Linked DNA regions of Mus musculus: region 1 is linked to region 2. Evidence: chromatin loops called from intact Hi-C (ENCODE). Cell type or tissue: heart. All regions are shown on one strand. Each heading gives the region's core, and the rest is flanking DNA. Links, peaks and the distances in the headings are about the cores only.

Region 1 (7,674 bases), core at 1,524-6,523, 69 kb after region 2:
GCTCCACCACTGCCCAGCCCTTGTCACATTCTTAATAATCTGTTGGTGAGGCTCACCTCTGAGCTCATAATCTTGGGAAAAAAAATGTGTCTCTCTTGGTAGCACAAGTTAAGCATTCAGTGGCTAGCTGCAGCACCAGTGGCCATTACAGCAGAAGGGAAAGGAAAGAGACCATACTCTGTAAGGTATGCTAACAGGCCAAGAGGAAGAAACCAACCAACAAAGAAATAATTGACATTTAGTTTAAGAATACATTTAGAGATGGGCAGTGGTGGTGCACGCCTTTAATCCCAGCACTTGGGAGGCAGAGCAGATGGATTTTTCGAGGCCAGCCTGGTTTACAGAGTGAGTTCCAGGACAGCCAGGCTACACAGAGAAACCCTGTCTCAGGGAAGGAAAACAACAACAACAACAAAAGCATTTAGAAATACACATATGTAAACATTTCCTATTCTGACGCTCAGAAATCAGGTTTAGAAGGCATCCTACAAGACATTCACAAAACAAACAAATAATATGAACAATAAAACTGAATTTGAGGGGACAGCAATTAAAGTGCTTACTGCTCTCGAAGAGGCTCTGAGTTTAGTTTCTGGAAGCCACACAACAGTTCACAACTATTAACTCCAGCCCCAAAGGATCTGGTCCCTTCTTCTGTCCTAGCCTCCACAGGCACTACCCTCACATACATCCATCCCCACACAGACACAGGCACATAAATCTTAAACATGAATCTGAGGGGCAGAGGCTGTGGCCCAGCAGCAGAGAGCTTGCTTAGTTTACCTGAAAACCCCAAGTTTTGTTTCTTTGTTTGAGACAGGTCTCACTATGTAGCTCTGGCTGTCCTGGAACTCACTTTGTAGACAATGCTGGCCTCAAAATCAGAGATCCACCTGCATCTGTTTCCAAGTGCTGGGATCAAAGGCATGGACTAATGGACTACCACCATCAGCCTTGGCCCCAGTTCTTTTGTTGTTGTTGTTGTTTTTGTTTTGTTTTTCAAGACAGGGTTTCTTTGTGTAGCCCTGGCTGTACTGGAATTCACTTTGTAGACCAGGCTGGCCTTGAACTCAGAAATCCGCCTGTCTCTGCCTCCCGAGTGCTGGGAATAAAGGCGTGCGCCACCACAGCCGGCTCTTAGGCCCTAGTTCTTAAAAGAAAACAAACAAAATAGAAAGATGGGTACAAAGCAAACACCTGTTATGTATTACCTATGATTGGTGCCTCACACCAGTACACCAGTACTTAGGAGGCTAGGTGAGACAAGTTTGCAAGACCAGCCTGGTGTGCATTATAAATTTCAGGTCAGCCTGGGATAAAGTGAGTTCCTGTCTCAAAAGTCAAATAAACAAGCTGAAGAAATGGTTCACTGGGGCTGGAGGTGACTCAGCGGTGAAGAGCACTGGCTGCTTGCTCTTCCAGAGGTCCTGAGTTCAATTCCCAGCAACCACATGGTGGCTCACGACCATCTGTAATGGGATCCAGTGCCCTCTTCTGGTGTGTGAAGACAGCTACAGTGTACCCATATAAATGAAATAAATCTTTGAAAAAAGAAAGAAAGAAAGAAAGAAAGAAAGAAAGAAAGAAAGAAAGAAAGAAAGAAAGAAAGAAAGAAATGGTTCACTGTTTTAGAGTACTGGCTGTTCTTGCAGAGGACCCAGATTCAGTTCACAGCACCCACATGGCAGCTCACAGCTACCTATACCTTCAGTTCCAGGGATCTGAGACCCTCTTCTGATCGTCTCCAGCATGAGTCATGCAAGCGTTGCACAGACAGCCATGCAGGTAAAACACCCAGACATAAAACCAAATTAAAATGTAAAAGCTTACTCTTACATCTTACATACATGCATCCGCATTCAAAGTTTTTATGTTACTTCATAATGAACATTTTCTAGTTTTGAGCACCACGGGGAACAAAACTTAGCATAGCCACTCTCAAACTTTTCCCAGTACAAATCCCAAAGGTACTAGGATTGGTCAAACCTACCTTAAAGAGTCAGGGGGCTTCTCTACTAAGTCTTGCCAGTCTCAAGCACAGTCCTACCCTCTGCTACGAGCAATCTACAAGCCTTGTAGGAACCATACTGACAACTGTGTTCCGGCTCCCTCTCCTTGTTGCTGAAAGCACATGATTCTTCTACTGACCAATAATCTGCAAGTTAGCTACAAAAGGAACTGCTTTTAAGAAAGAAAGAAAAGAAAAGAAAAGAAAAGAAAAGAAAAGAAAAGAAAAGAAAAGGAAGGAAGGGAGAGAGAGAGAGAGAAAGGAAGAAAGAAAGAAAAGAAATCCCACTACCTTTTGAAAAGTTGTGCCTCTGAGGCTAACTGGACTTAGATACCAACTAAATGGAGGCTCACTCTTCGATCCTAGCTTTTAGTCAGGAGTGGTTAATTACTCTCCAGATGGCATGGATGATAAGTTCTGGGTTTGGGAGAACAGATCTGACTTGACAAAAGGCTAAACAGAATTCAGGCAACCCAGTTCTCTATGTTTTAACAGTCTAAGACAAGATCCACGGGAAGACAAAACACAATGCAAATAAATAACGGGGGAATAGAAAACGAGGTGCAGACTGCTCACTCGACGCTTAAGCCATTTGAAGACACACAACAACAGTGTCGGGCAGCAGGTCAAAATACAGCCAATTAAATTTGTAAGAAATTTAACCAAAATTGTAACAAAGCTGCTAACAATATCCAAACTTGCGGAAACAGGGGTAACAATTGTTGAGTTTAGCGGTCTGCACTTTCGCATGAGGAAAGGGTCTTGAATTGAGGAATTAAACGCCTTCAATGCCACTCACCTTCCTGCTTTTATCGCCGACCGAAGTCAGGCCCAAGATCCTGAGAAAACTGGTCTGGAGGTTCGCTGAAGAACTGAGAAAAGTGAAAGTTTACATGGCAAAGGCGTCTCTTCTGAAAGTAGCCAAAATATTTATGACCACACTTTAATGTTTTTTTTTTTAAAGTCTCCTCACAACTATTTAAAACCAAAACAACTTACCTAACTCAATTCTGACTACTGAACAAAACCCATGCCCGTAATGGAAACACAAAGGATTAACACAAGATTTAAACGCCAGGCAAAGTTATCTCCCAGCTCCACCAAGGCTAAAGAGTCACTTATGAGGAAAACCTGTATCTTTTCAACTCTTAAACCAAACCACCCGTCTCAAGCAAACTCCGGAGCAGGGGGGGGGAGGGGAGAATCCGCGGGAGAATGTGATCGCTCTAGTGCGGGTTTGTTTACAGACTACACCAACAATCATGAGTCAGAAATTCAAGCCGCCAGATGCTTTCCAACTAATAAGGACCAAGCGGGACCGTTCTAAGGTGTCCTAAAAGATTTCGGGACACGGGGAGGGGAAGTACATTAAGAGAACTAGATCACAAAGCATTCAAGAACAGACTGCCAGTTTCTTGGACCTCGGCCTTCCGTACGAGGTGCTGGGCCTGAGATCTTGGGATGGGGGAAGGGGGCACACTGCGCGGTGGCCCTGAAGTGACTAGGAGACGCCAACAGAGCCGGGTCCCCAAATTATAAAGGGAGAAATGAGAGTTTACGAATGGGTCACCGGACGAACGAGAAGCCCCTGTGAGTCATGGGGTTGGCCCTAGGGGGCAACCCCGTGGACCGACCCGGGCAGAGGACGAGTCCTCCCAGCACCGACTCGGAGGAGGGGAGTAAGACTTAAAGTCCGGGAGTTTTAGGAAAGGGATCGGGCCTGTCCTGCGGGGAAGCGGTCAGGGAGAGGGGGGAACAGGCCGAGCCGGACGAAACACGGACCCGGTAGGTCAAGGGGAGGGCGTCCGGCTGGGGCAGTTACAAGCACGGGAGCTGGCGAGGCCCGGCAGCCCGCTTCCCATCTAGGGTCATCCTTCTGCCAGCGGATGCTCCGACTGTTCCAGGCCCAGCCGCCCCGTCCACTGCCGCCACCAACGCCGCCGCCATCTTACACTGGCCAGCGGCAGCCACCACCACCGTCTCGGGTCTCCGCGCCTGCGCCTGCGCCGTCACGCTTTCCGGCGGGGTTTGCGACGCTGTGCTGGAGGAGACTGAGCGAGAGCGGTCCCGCGAGCTCTGGGCTCCCAACCCTCCCGGTGGCCGCACAAGGGGCGGAGCCTCGGGCCAACCGAAGCCGCGAGGGGCGCGTGCGCGGGGCGGAGGAGTCAAGTTGTTTTCGTACTTTGAGAGTGATGGCTTGTCTCCTGGTATTCAAAACACATGCGATCTAGGGGCTCCTTGGAGTTGTGCCGGAAAATGAACCTCATTCCAAAGGCTCTGGCAGGCAAACTTCTAGGTGTCCTCCAGGCCTGAGGTTCTAATTCTTGCCATATTTTTTTGTTTGTTTGTTTCCTTGTTTAAAGAAAAACCCCTTTCTCCTTTCAGGCTCAAAGCTGCATTTCCTTCAATGGCTTCTTAAGAGGCCTTCTGCCAGCACCCATTTGTCCATTTGTTTAAAAGAGTCACTAAGGTTTGGGGATGTTGGAATGCTTCCTAAGGGTCTAAAAGTTTTAAAAGTTTGATCCCCACACCTGGGGGTGGGAGTGACACGGCTTAGAAACAGGATTTATTTATTCATTTGAAACAGGATCTTTCTACCCGGGCTGTCCTGGAACTGTAGATCTCACAGAGATCACCCACCTGCCTCTGCCTCTCAGGCGCTGGGATTAGGATTAAAGGCGCTCAACGCTGCAGAGTTTAATTTTTTAAATGAGCATACAAACTAACAGGTTACAAACTAGCACTCAGGAGGCTGAGACAGGATATACACAAGTTGGAGGTCAACCTAGAACAACGGATAGTAAGTTCGGGGCTAGAATAAGTCCTTCCCCGATCCCCAACACACACACACACACACACACACACACGCAATAGGTTTCCATGTGGCATTTTCATATGTATGTGTCATGCCTGTTTCTTCATGGCCCCCTTCCCACTCATTTTCCCCTTCTTGGTTACCTTCCTCCAATAACTACCACTAAGTTTTGTGACTAGTGTATACTCCATTCTCTTTTCTTAGCTTTCCTTCAACTCTCTTTATATCTCTTCCTTGCCTCTCAGTCTCCTGTCTACTTTGTTGTTAAATATGAATACGTGTGTGTAATTAATAGACATATGTATACATGAACTTAAATCCAGATTCTGCATATGGGAGAGGACATGCCATATTTGTCTTTCTGAGTCTAACTTATGTTGTTTATAATCTGCAAATACTATTTCATTCTTCATAGTTGATGGATCCTATTGTGTATATATTCTATATTTTCTTTAATTCATTCATCTGTTGATAAATATCTAGGTTTATTCATAATTTAGCTGTTGTGAAAATACAGCTAAAACATGGATACGCCACATAACTCTGCAGGTTGCTGGTTTTAGGTAACCTCTGTACACTACTTTCTGCTGACACCTAAAGGAAACCTAACCAGGATTCTAGGATTCCAGATTACTCCTAGCTAGCAGGCTGGAGCATTCTTATTTGTAGCAGAAAAATCTAGTAGGATCATTATATCCAGGGTAGGCAGTAGAATAAAATAATTGTTTTTCACTGTTTAGGGTAGACATCAGAATGAAGAGTTTTTTTTCCTGGAAGTAATGTTTTTGTTTTGTTTTGTTTGTTTTTCCAGACAGGGTTTCCTTGCCCTGGCTGTCCTGGAACTCACTTTGTAGACCAGACTGGCCTTGAACTCAAAAATCTGCCTGCCTCTGCTTCCCAAGTGCCAAGACTAAAGGCGTGCGCCACCACTTCCCGGCTTTTTTGGAAGTAATTTGACCTTGAAAAAGATCCTTATAGAAAACCGAGGTGCTTTCTCTCATCTATGGGGTTGTTCTTCTGAAGGAGCTTTACAGTCTTTCAGTGACTTCTGGGTCACAAGATGGTCCTGGCACACCTGCAATACCTTGCATTATCGAGGATTGCAAACAGTACACAGTAAGGACTAGAGTTGTAGGGTGGTTTTCTTCAGGAAACATAGAGCTTTTTAGGGTCTTTAGTATAAAGGAATTTATTCCCCCCTGCCCCGGAAAAAAAAAAGAACAACTTGTGTAACAATCAGTAAACATACTTTTGGGCAGATGTTCAGTACTCAGTCCACAGAGGCTGACTCTTCCTGATGCCTGCAAGGCCAAGTTTCATCCTGCGCTGTTTCCTTTGGTGTGACTCAGAACACCAAGGTTGTTGAAGATGTTTTAGGTGGGTCTCCTGCATCCCAGGCTGTATCCCGCCTCTACCTCCAGAGCCGGGATTACAGGGAAGCATCGCCATTGCTGGTTTATGCAGTGCTGGAGGTGGAGCCACGGGGCTTTTGGGCATGTTGAACAAGTACCCTAACAACCAAACTACGTCTTCGGCCTCTCTTTCTTTTAACCAGAAGGTTAAGGTACTAAGTACAGACTCCTCAACTCTACCCCATACCAATACCATTCCCCTCCTCCCAGGTGTTTTGAGACAGGAACGAGAGTAGCTCAGAATAGCTTCAAATTCACTTCTGAAACTGCTGCCTCCATCTCCCGAGGGTCGGGCATGTGCCACTATGTCTGATTTTATTCGTTGTTGGGAATCAAACTGAGGCCTTCGTGGATACTAGGCAAGCACTCTATAAACTGAGCTCCATTGCCAGATACATTCTATCCCAAGCTGTCTCTTGTTGACTACTTGCTGAAGTAGACATGTGGTAATTAATACTGTTAACTCGACAAGATCTATAATTAGTTAGCAGGCAAGCCTCTAGGCATGCCTGTGAGGGATTACCTAGATTAGGCTAATTGAGGTGGGAAGACCCACCTAATTGTGGGTGACATCATTCCATAAGCTGAGGGGCTTGGCTGAATATACAGAAAGTAAATCGAGTACCAGCATTTATTACTGTTTCTGAACACAATGTGTCCAGCAAGCCTCCAGCTGCCGCGCTCTCCCCATCATGATGAATGATGTCCCCTCAAACTCTAAGCTGAAATCAGTGCTTCACTCACATAATTTGTCCAGCCATTTGGAGAGTAACTACTCCAGCTAGTTTGTCTATCTCCATTAGTGCCCTCATACGAGCAAACGTCAGGCAGCTGAGTGACTTTTAAGATGTAAGTCAGGTCATAGTCCCCTACCCAAAACATCCATTACTTTCTCATCACATAACGAAAGTCAAAATTATCTAGACTGGGCCGAGCATACGTCCCCGGCCTGAGGAGGTGGTGGCGAGCCCACCGCCGTTTGCTGCGACCTCATGGAAGGTGGCGGAGGAAGTAGCAACAAATCCACCAGCGGGTTAGCTGGCTTCTTCGGAGCCGGAGGAGCGGGTTACTCGAACGCTGATTTGGCCGGCGTCCCGCTGACTGGTATGAACCCCCTGTCTCCTTATTTAAATGTGGATCCACGCTATCTCGTTCAGGATACTGATGAATTTATTTTGCCAACTGGAGCTAATAAAACCCGAGGCAGATTTGAACTAGCTTTCTTTACCATTGGAGGATGTTGCATGACAGGGGCCGCATTCGGGGCAATGAACGGTCTTCGTTTAGGATTGAAGGAAACCCAGAGCATGGCCTGGTCCAAACCAAGAAATGTACAGATTTTGAATATGGTGACTAGGCAAGGAGCACTTTGGGCTAATACTCTAGGCTCCCTGGCTTTGCTCTATAGTGCTTTTGGTGTTATCATTGAGAAAACACGG
Region 2 (7,674 bases), core at 1,206-6,205:
CTTGCTAAGTACTCAAAGCTTAATTCAACTCTTCACCTCTAAGCTAGGACCCTAAAAATGACAGCCTTCGTACCTCCAGCTCAGCTGTGTGCCTCAGATGCACAGAATTAATCCACAGCGTCCGATAAGGGCACAGGGTCCACCTCTTCCTGTTTACCTCGAGTTAACTTTTTCCCATACTTATACCGGATCATCTGTCCTTGTCAAAGACATAGGAATGAATAGTAGCTATTAGCTCTCTATAGACCTGTGCAGTCTGAGGAATCCTCCCAGCCCCTTATGCCCTAGAATCAGAGTCCCACGGGATCAGGCCAGAGCCCTCAGAGGAGGAAGCGCCACGAAGCAGTGGGCAGTACAGGCAGAGAAAGCCCAAGTCGCCATCACTACAGGATGGAACTCGGGCCAGCCCTGTCCTTCCCCCTGCATTCCTGAGTTGGGACTGTTGAGTGAAGCAAAGGAAACTGACTGGAGCTAAGCCAGGATTCTGGTCTTGGACTCCGCTCCATCTTTTATTCAGAGAATGATCTCATCCTTGGTCCACGGTCTTTAAAGGGAACTGCACGGGGGTTTCTTTCCTGGAGCCTGGAATGCGCTTTTATTGCTCATGTCTCGTCCATAAGATCAAAGAAATAGGCTTTACCTATAGAAGACTGCTGGATTTTAGGAGTTAGAAATACCACATTCTCTCCTGTATTATCAGTTTAGCCTCTGGCCCAGAAGGTGTCGTCCTTGCTACCTGTACTTCTTTCTGATAGGCCTTGTCCTACTCTGGGATCCCTGGATACCCTACATCCCCCCTCCTCCAGCCCCAGCCTCACTTACCCCTAACTCATCTGGTCTTATTTTTAGATCCGGCATCTCTCTCTCTCCCTTTCTTAATATGGCGATGAGCTCTTAGGCCTGCATGGGGCCAGGGGCTAAGGAGTCCTGGACACTGGGGGAGGGGGAAGGAACCAGCTGCTGGGAGGGAGCCTAGGGAAGAGGTATAGGAGGTGAGAGGATTCAGGCTCTCATGGAGCTGTCCTGGCCTCAGAAGGTTATCCATCCCTCCTGCCAACCACAGAGACATATTTAGACAGGACCAGGTGGGGACGGAGGGGGTGCCAGTTTCAAGGGGCAGCTCCGGTTCCCTCCCCGCCCCTGCTCCTATTCCTCCTCCTGACCCTTTTTCTCTTGGCTCTGTCGGCAGTTTCTCCAGGACCCAGCAGTGTCCTCTGTCCACTGCTCTGGCCCACTCTCTACCCCACCCCCACCTGGAGCCCCTAACTCAGGATTCTGTATCCGAGGGGCACCTCTCCCTATTTCAGCTAACCTCCTCTGGACCAGGAGAGCAGGCCCAGATTGTACTACCTCCATGAGAGCTACCGACAGGATGGGGGCCAGAGCAGTGTCCGAGCTGCGGCTGGCACTGCTGTTTGTACTGGTGCTAGGGACGCCCAGGTTAGGGGTCCAGGGGGAAGATGGGTTGGACTTCCCTGAGTACGACGGTGTGGACCGTGTGATCAATGTGAACGCCAAGAACTACAAGAACGTGTTTAAGAAGTATGAGGTGCTGGCCCTCCTCTACCATGAGCCCCCCGAGGACGACAAGGCCTCGCAGAGACAATTTGAGATGGAGGAGCTAATCCTGGAGGTGAGTGGAGAATAGCAGGCCTGGAGAGCATGCTCAGTCCCCTCGGTGAGCCCTGAGTCTGAGGGTGGGGGCTAGCTTAAGAGCAGCATGGCTGCTGGGCCTCTGTCTCCACCAAGTACATGACTGGAATGTGGCCTTGGCAAAAAGAAAAAGACTCAGGGACCAAGGTCCTACCCTTCTGTTGGTAAGTTGTGCTGCAGGAGGCAGGGGCACTAGGTTTGGCTGGGGGGGGGGAGAAGCTGGGTGGGGGGAGCTTGCACAGTACCCTGCACTGTGCTTCATACTACTCTTGTGGCCAAAAGATCCCCCTCTCTTTACACACGTAGGGCCGTGCTCCAAGACGCAAACAGCAGAACCGTGAACACGATTGTTCTTTTATTTGCCTTCAACTGACTTAGTGACTGTACAGTTAAATGACTTCTAGAGGCTTCCCACAGACCTCCCCAGGCCAACCCGCCGCGTTTTGTCCCCTAGGGGAAGTCCTTACTAGAAAACTCTCACGAAGGCTTCAGCATGCCTTCCCCATCATTTCAGCCAGAGAATCTACTTTAGGTCCAAGGCAGAGACGGTTAATACAAAAAAGAAATGAGGGGAGGCAGCCTTCCGATTGGATTACGTGGCCACACGCATCCCTAATGGAGCTAGGATACGTTTGCCTTTGTCTGCACTTCCCCGGCTTGGTGATACAGAGAGGCTCCACCTTGTCCGAGCTTGGAATGTTTCAGTGTAAGACACCCGGCCCCCTGGCTTGCATTTCCGTGTGCCCCATCGGGCTCTGCAAACTGCTATCTGATTAATGAGCCAAGTATTTTTATCCTCCATGTTCAGTGGCCTCTGCCATCCACCTGCCACCCGCCCTCCCATTCTCCTAAGGATCACTGCAGTGCTGGGTGGGATACAGCTGCACACAGTATGCCCACAGCAGAAAGAATCCGCAGGTGGCTGGCTGGGGAGGCTTGTGGGGCGACCAGCCTAAAGAAGAAGGAGGTGGGGCCTGGAAGAAGAGTGACTGTCCCTCCAGGGATGATGGCAACCTCTTGACCTCTGGCCTTTCCTACCCCTCACCCCACACCCCATCCTCCACAGCTCTCACTTTGGGAGTTACTTCAGGATCCCAGGGTCCCACATTCCCCTCTGCTGAGTTTGGCCTTTGATCAGGATGAAAGGTAGGGCCCAGTCTTTCATGGAAGGTGAGACTCAGCGTCCTTCAGGAACGTTGCAGTGAGCAATAAATACACACCATCTTTTCAAAGGCTGAACCAAAGACAGGCTAGGGTTATGAGGTGCCCAGGCAGAGTCTGCTTCTAACAGATGGTGAAGGTCAATGCTTGGCTTTCTTGCACCTCAGATGACCCGATGAATGATAGGAACGTATCTCACAAGGAAGAGGTTGATAAGAATTCTGGGGGCTAATTTAATTCTGACTCCTTCTTCCAGTTAGCAGCCCAAGTCTTAGAAGACAAGGGTGTTGGCTTTGGCCTGGTGGACTCAGAGAAGGATGCAGCTGTGGCCAAGAAACTAGGTAAGGGAGGGCAAGGAAGCAGGTTATGGAAGACTGGAGAGGCCCAGGTGGGGGTTTGGGGGAGATTTGAGAGCTGCACATCTATTTAGAGTGGGCCGGGGCATTTGAGATTAGGGGCTATTCTGTATAGAGTCCTGCGCCCCACTCCCTGGATGAGGTGGAACGGTGGGGTGGTAACCTTTCTGCTCATCTAGAAAATAAGACTGGGTAGGGACATGGGCATGGTGGCTCATACTTGTGATACTTGTATTTGAGAGGATGAGGCAGGAGGATTGTGGATTCAAAGCTTCCTGGGCTACATAGTGAAATTCTAAAACAAAACAAAACAAAAGCATGTATGCTAACCTAAAAAAAAAAATGTAGTTAAAAAAAAAAAAAAAAAAAAGAACACAGCTAGGTGTTGGAAAGGAAGGTGAAACCAAGAAATACAGGCATAGCCAGAGAGCCCTTCTGCAAAGTGCTTTTTTGGCTCCTCCCCTCCCCCCTCCCTTCTCCCTTCCCCCTCGGCTTCCTCCCTTTCTCTTAGCAGAGCCCAGATATTACACCACCCGGCCACCAGGCGGCAGCAGAGGCTGGACACCGGATGTGGATGGGGGAAGGGTAGTTAGCAACAAGTCATCTGGACAGCAATAGCAAAGATTCAGCCACTAGATACTTCAGAGTCGCTGGCAGGAATATTTGTCCCTGGCTGTGTAGGCAGAGCAAGGGAGCTGTGTTGCTAGAATCTGAATCTTCCCAGTTTCCTCCCCTCAAACCCTACCGATCCCCACCCGGGCAGGCCCCAGCTTCTGCCTAGCTTTAGCTCCTGAACTAATTTGGGAATGAAGGGTTTAAGGGTTTGTTGAAGGTAGATGGGGCGGGGCAGGAGTAGGGGGAAGGGATGGAGAGGTGGAGGATGAGTCTGCAGGGATTAACAAGTGGGCTGTGACCAGATTAGACTCGGGTTTCTGGGAAGGTTGTCTTCCTCACTCACCTTCCCACCATGCGTTTCCTAGGACTAACTGAAGAAGACAGCGTTTATGTGTTCAAAGGAGATGAAGTCATTGAATATGACGGCGAGTTTTCTGCAGACACTCTGGTGGAGTTTCTGCTTGATGTGAGGGTTCCCCTGAGCCTCATAGCCTTGAAGTTTCCAATGCCCCTCGGTCCTTACTAATCAACCCTACACTCCTAAACACACACACACACACACACACACACACACACACACACACACACACACTCACACACCAGGCATACATACACTATACCAGTTTCCCACATACCACGTGCAACATGTAACAGATATCACATACATATATCATATAGATCAGACACAATGTACACAAAACATATGCATATCACATATATAGGCCCCTATATGTGTGTGTGTGTGTGTGTATATACACATATATATACATATATATATGTGTGTGTGTGTGTATAAAGCACATCATATATATGTGCCACATATACCAGATATAAAACATACATACAATGCATTCTCATGCACACACATGACATACAGCATACATATAGCAATAAAACATGTAATATACAATTTATATTATATATATATGTGTGTATATATATGTGTGTGTATATATATATATATATATATATATATACACCATACACATCAGAACCACAAATAAATCACACATACAACAACATATCACAAACATATACCCCATGCCAAGCAGAAGATACAGAACATGCGTATCACACACACTGCACAACACTCAGACTACACACATACACCATTAACAGGCCACATATCCACCCTATACAAGCATCTCCTATTCTAGTTCCCTGTCTTTCCCCTGTATCTTTCTCTGGGGCCTGTCAGGGACAAAAGGAATGGTGGTCTCAATATTCTTTTTCTCCCAGGTCCTAGAAGACCCTGTAGAGTTGATTGAAGGTGAACGAGAGCTGCAGGCATTTGAGAATATTGAAGATGAAATCAAACTCATTGGCTACTTCAAGAGCAAAGACTCAGAGCGTGGGTAACAGCTCTTTCTGACCCACCTATCCTCCTTGCCTCCCTACTTTGGCCAGTGGCCAAGCATCTCTGGTTCTGACCTCCTAGGCCCCCTTCTTCCTTCTGCACGGTCAGCTCCATCATCTGTCCCTGCACTCTGGGGCATTCCCAAACACCCCCAGCATTCCGCTGCTTCCTCTACAATTCTATTGTATTTTATTCTCAGAGAGCTAGAGTTAGAGAGCTAAAGGGGATGGGTCTCTTCCTGGGACCCACATGTCAAGGAAGACCTGCAGAGAAGATTCCCCTTGGTGGTGGGGGGGAGTGATTCTTTGGCAGACCCTGAACATGACTGTGACTGTCCCTTCCTCCCCCTCAGATTACAAAGCCTACGAGGACGCAGCTGAAGAGTTCCATCCCTACATCCCTTTCTTCGCTACCTTCGACAGCAAGGTTCTCTTCCCTGTGGCTACACTGGCTCTCCCTACACTCTTAAGCTTCCCTCAGCCTACCCTACCAAAATTGATGGGATCTTGGCACCATTTTTCATGCTGGTATTCCCCACCCCAGACTCATGTTCCTTCTCCTATAGAATTGAAGGGAAGGTGGACATTAGACTGTCTAACCCACCTTTATTGTGTTAAACGATGCCCAGAGGAGTGAAGACACTTACCCAGTGACCCAGAGCCACATTTTCTGACTCCTTTTCTGCAACTAGTTCCTTTACACTGTTTCTCACTCAGCTCCCGCTTCTCCTGCTCCATAACTCTTGTCTACTTCCTCAAAGGTGGCAAAGAAGCTGACTCTGAAGTTGAATGAGATTGATTTCTACGAGGCCTTCATGGAAGAGCCTATGACCATCCCAGACAAGCCCAACAGTGAAGAGGAGATTGTCAGCTTCGTGGAGGAGCACAGGAGGTGGGGATTGGCCAAGGTTCCTCCCAGGGCTAGCACATCAGTTTGTGAAGTGGGCTGGGAAGCAAGCCAACCTGGAAGCTACACTGCCCTGGAGATGAATATGCTTGCAGACGTTGGTGTTCACTGATATACCAGTAGGTTCTGTGTTGTATTTCATACCCCAGCACTAAGCTCTGAGCCCTACACAGAGAAAGTCCTCTGTAAATGTGTGTGGACTGAGGGGCTTCTTAGGGAGTGTCAGCCAATGAGTAGAGTACCTGTGTTCGGACCAGGAACTGGGAGGTACCTTCTCTCTATTACTGAAGTTAATTTCTTTAGCATCCTCAGTGAAAGTGGCTCCAGGGGGAAGAATCAGAACTGGGATTCAAGCTTGAACTCAGTCCCTTCTCCTTTGTCATTCTTGACACTAGCAGTTGTCAACGGAGGCACAGGGAGCGGCCTGCGGGGCAAGGGTTTTTGCCTTCCAGTGGCTGTTAGGCAAGGTTTCCAGGACATTTTTGGCTGTGAGGAGTGCTGCTGGTATTCAGTAATTAGAGGCCAGAGATACTATTAACCATCCTCCAGTGCGCACGACGCCCCCTCCCTCGACGTCTGCAGTGCTGATGCGAAGAAACCCTGCCCTATACTCACACAAGTCTCTTCCTTCATGTGACTCCACAACTAGAAATACCCACTCATCAGTCTAAATACTACTTACTCTCGCCCACTAGATTTTGGCCTCTTTCACTGGGGCACAACATACCAACATGGTTTAATCAATACCTAACTCAGTCCTCATAACCTATACCCGCCCCCAACCCTTTCCTGTACTGGGAAGGGAACCCAGGGCCTGGCATACAGGAGGCATGGAATTTTATTTCGAGCCCAGGCTGTCAGCTTTACTAAATGAGTGAATGAAAAAGTAAATGACTCTGCTGATATCCAGTTCTTACCTTTGCCCCCAGCGTCTCTCTTCCAGCCATCCCCTTCCCACTAACCATTGTTTTGCAGCCGTGCCATGTTCTGGGCCTGATGCCCAGAGCTTAGATTTGCTAACTGGCTTTGTTCTGGGCTACAAGCTGTTTATGCCCTAGGCCTGACCCAGAGGTGGCTTCAGCTGTGGGGACCTTCTGGAGGGAGGTGTCCCCACCCACTGAATAGGGACCCTCTGTCTCTCCTAGATCAACCCTGAGGAAACTGAAGCCTGAGAGTATGTACGAGACTTGGGTGAGTGATGACCAGGACCAGGCCCTTGGGGAGCAGGAGTGGGTAAAGACCCGGATCTTAGAAACGGCTGTCCCTGCTCCTCCCTGTGCCCTTAGCTAGGAAGAAAGCCGTGTCTCAGCCAAGGGGCACGTGGGTTGGTTTTTATTTGTTTTGTTTCTGTACCGAAGACCATGTCAGGTCTCAAGTGACAGGCATGACAATGAACATGACAAGGCTGACTCAAACTCTGGAGCTGACAGGATCCCTAGAGCAGAAAGGATGCCATTAGAAAAGTCACCACCGTGAAAACATAAGCTGCCATTCCAGGAGTCAGATTCAAGCAACGGGCAAGGGGTTGGACGGGAGGACAGTAAGGTCTCCCCCACCACCCCCATCCCCAGCTCTAACCCTGCTCCCCTCCTCACCCTCCAACAGGAGGATGACCTGGATGGAATC

What was found. A loop is a pair of places that touch in the nucleus more often than their neighbours do. Peaks named below come from ENCODE experiments on the same cell type or tissue, not always from the same donor. Only the 100,000 strongest peaks of a DNase experiment are listed, where the experiment ranks them.
Region 1: a loop joins it to region 2, with 3 times the contacts of the local background. A loop is called at or near these places in 7 of 42 quality-filtered maps.

What each region holds. Positions count from the first base shown.
Region 1 is chr1:172,144,455-172,152,128 of GRCm38, reverse strand. It overlaps Dcaf8 (DDB1 and CUL4 associated factor 8), which reads right to left and starts at 4,114. Exons shown (of 14, transcript NM_001357204.1): 1 at 3,791-4,114; 2 at 2,808-2,880. It also overlaps the pseudogene Gm10171. In heart, for the core only: no CTCF peak of the experiment used is centred there; a DNase peak (open chromatin) is centred at 4,048; H3K4me3 peaks cover 3,065 bases; H3K27ac peaks cover 3,423 bases.
Region 2 is chr1:172,213,371-172,221,044 of GRCm38, reverse strand. It overlaps Casq1 (calsequestrin 1), which reads left to right and starts at 1,150. Exons shown (of 11, transcript NM_009813.2): 1 at 1,150-1,633; 2 at 3,071-3,155; 3 at 4,151-4,251; 4 at 5,025-5,136; 5 at 5,495-5,568; 6 at 5,903-6,033; 7 at 7,194-7,239; 8 at 7,654-7,674. The coding sequence starts at 1,355. It overlaps Gm17224 (a long non-coding RNA gene), which reads right to left. Exons shown (of 5, transcript XR_865735.3): 4 at 7,644-7,674; 5 at 7,359-7,483. In heart, for the core only: CTCF peaks have their summits at 3,511 and 3,713 (motif pointing right); DNase peaks (open chromatin) are centred at 1,404, 2,304, 3,724 and 6,094; H3K4me3 peaks cover 2,703 bases; H3K27ac peaks cover 3,304 bases.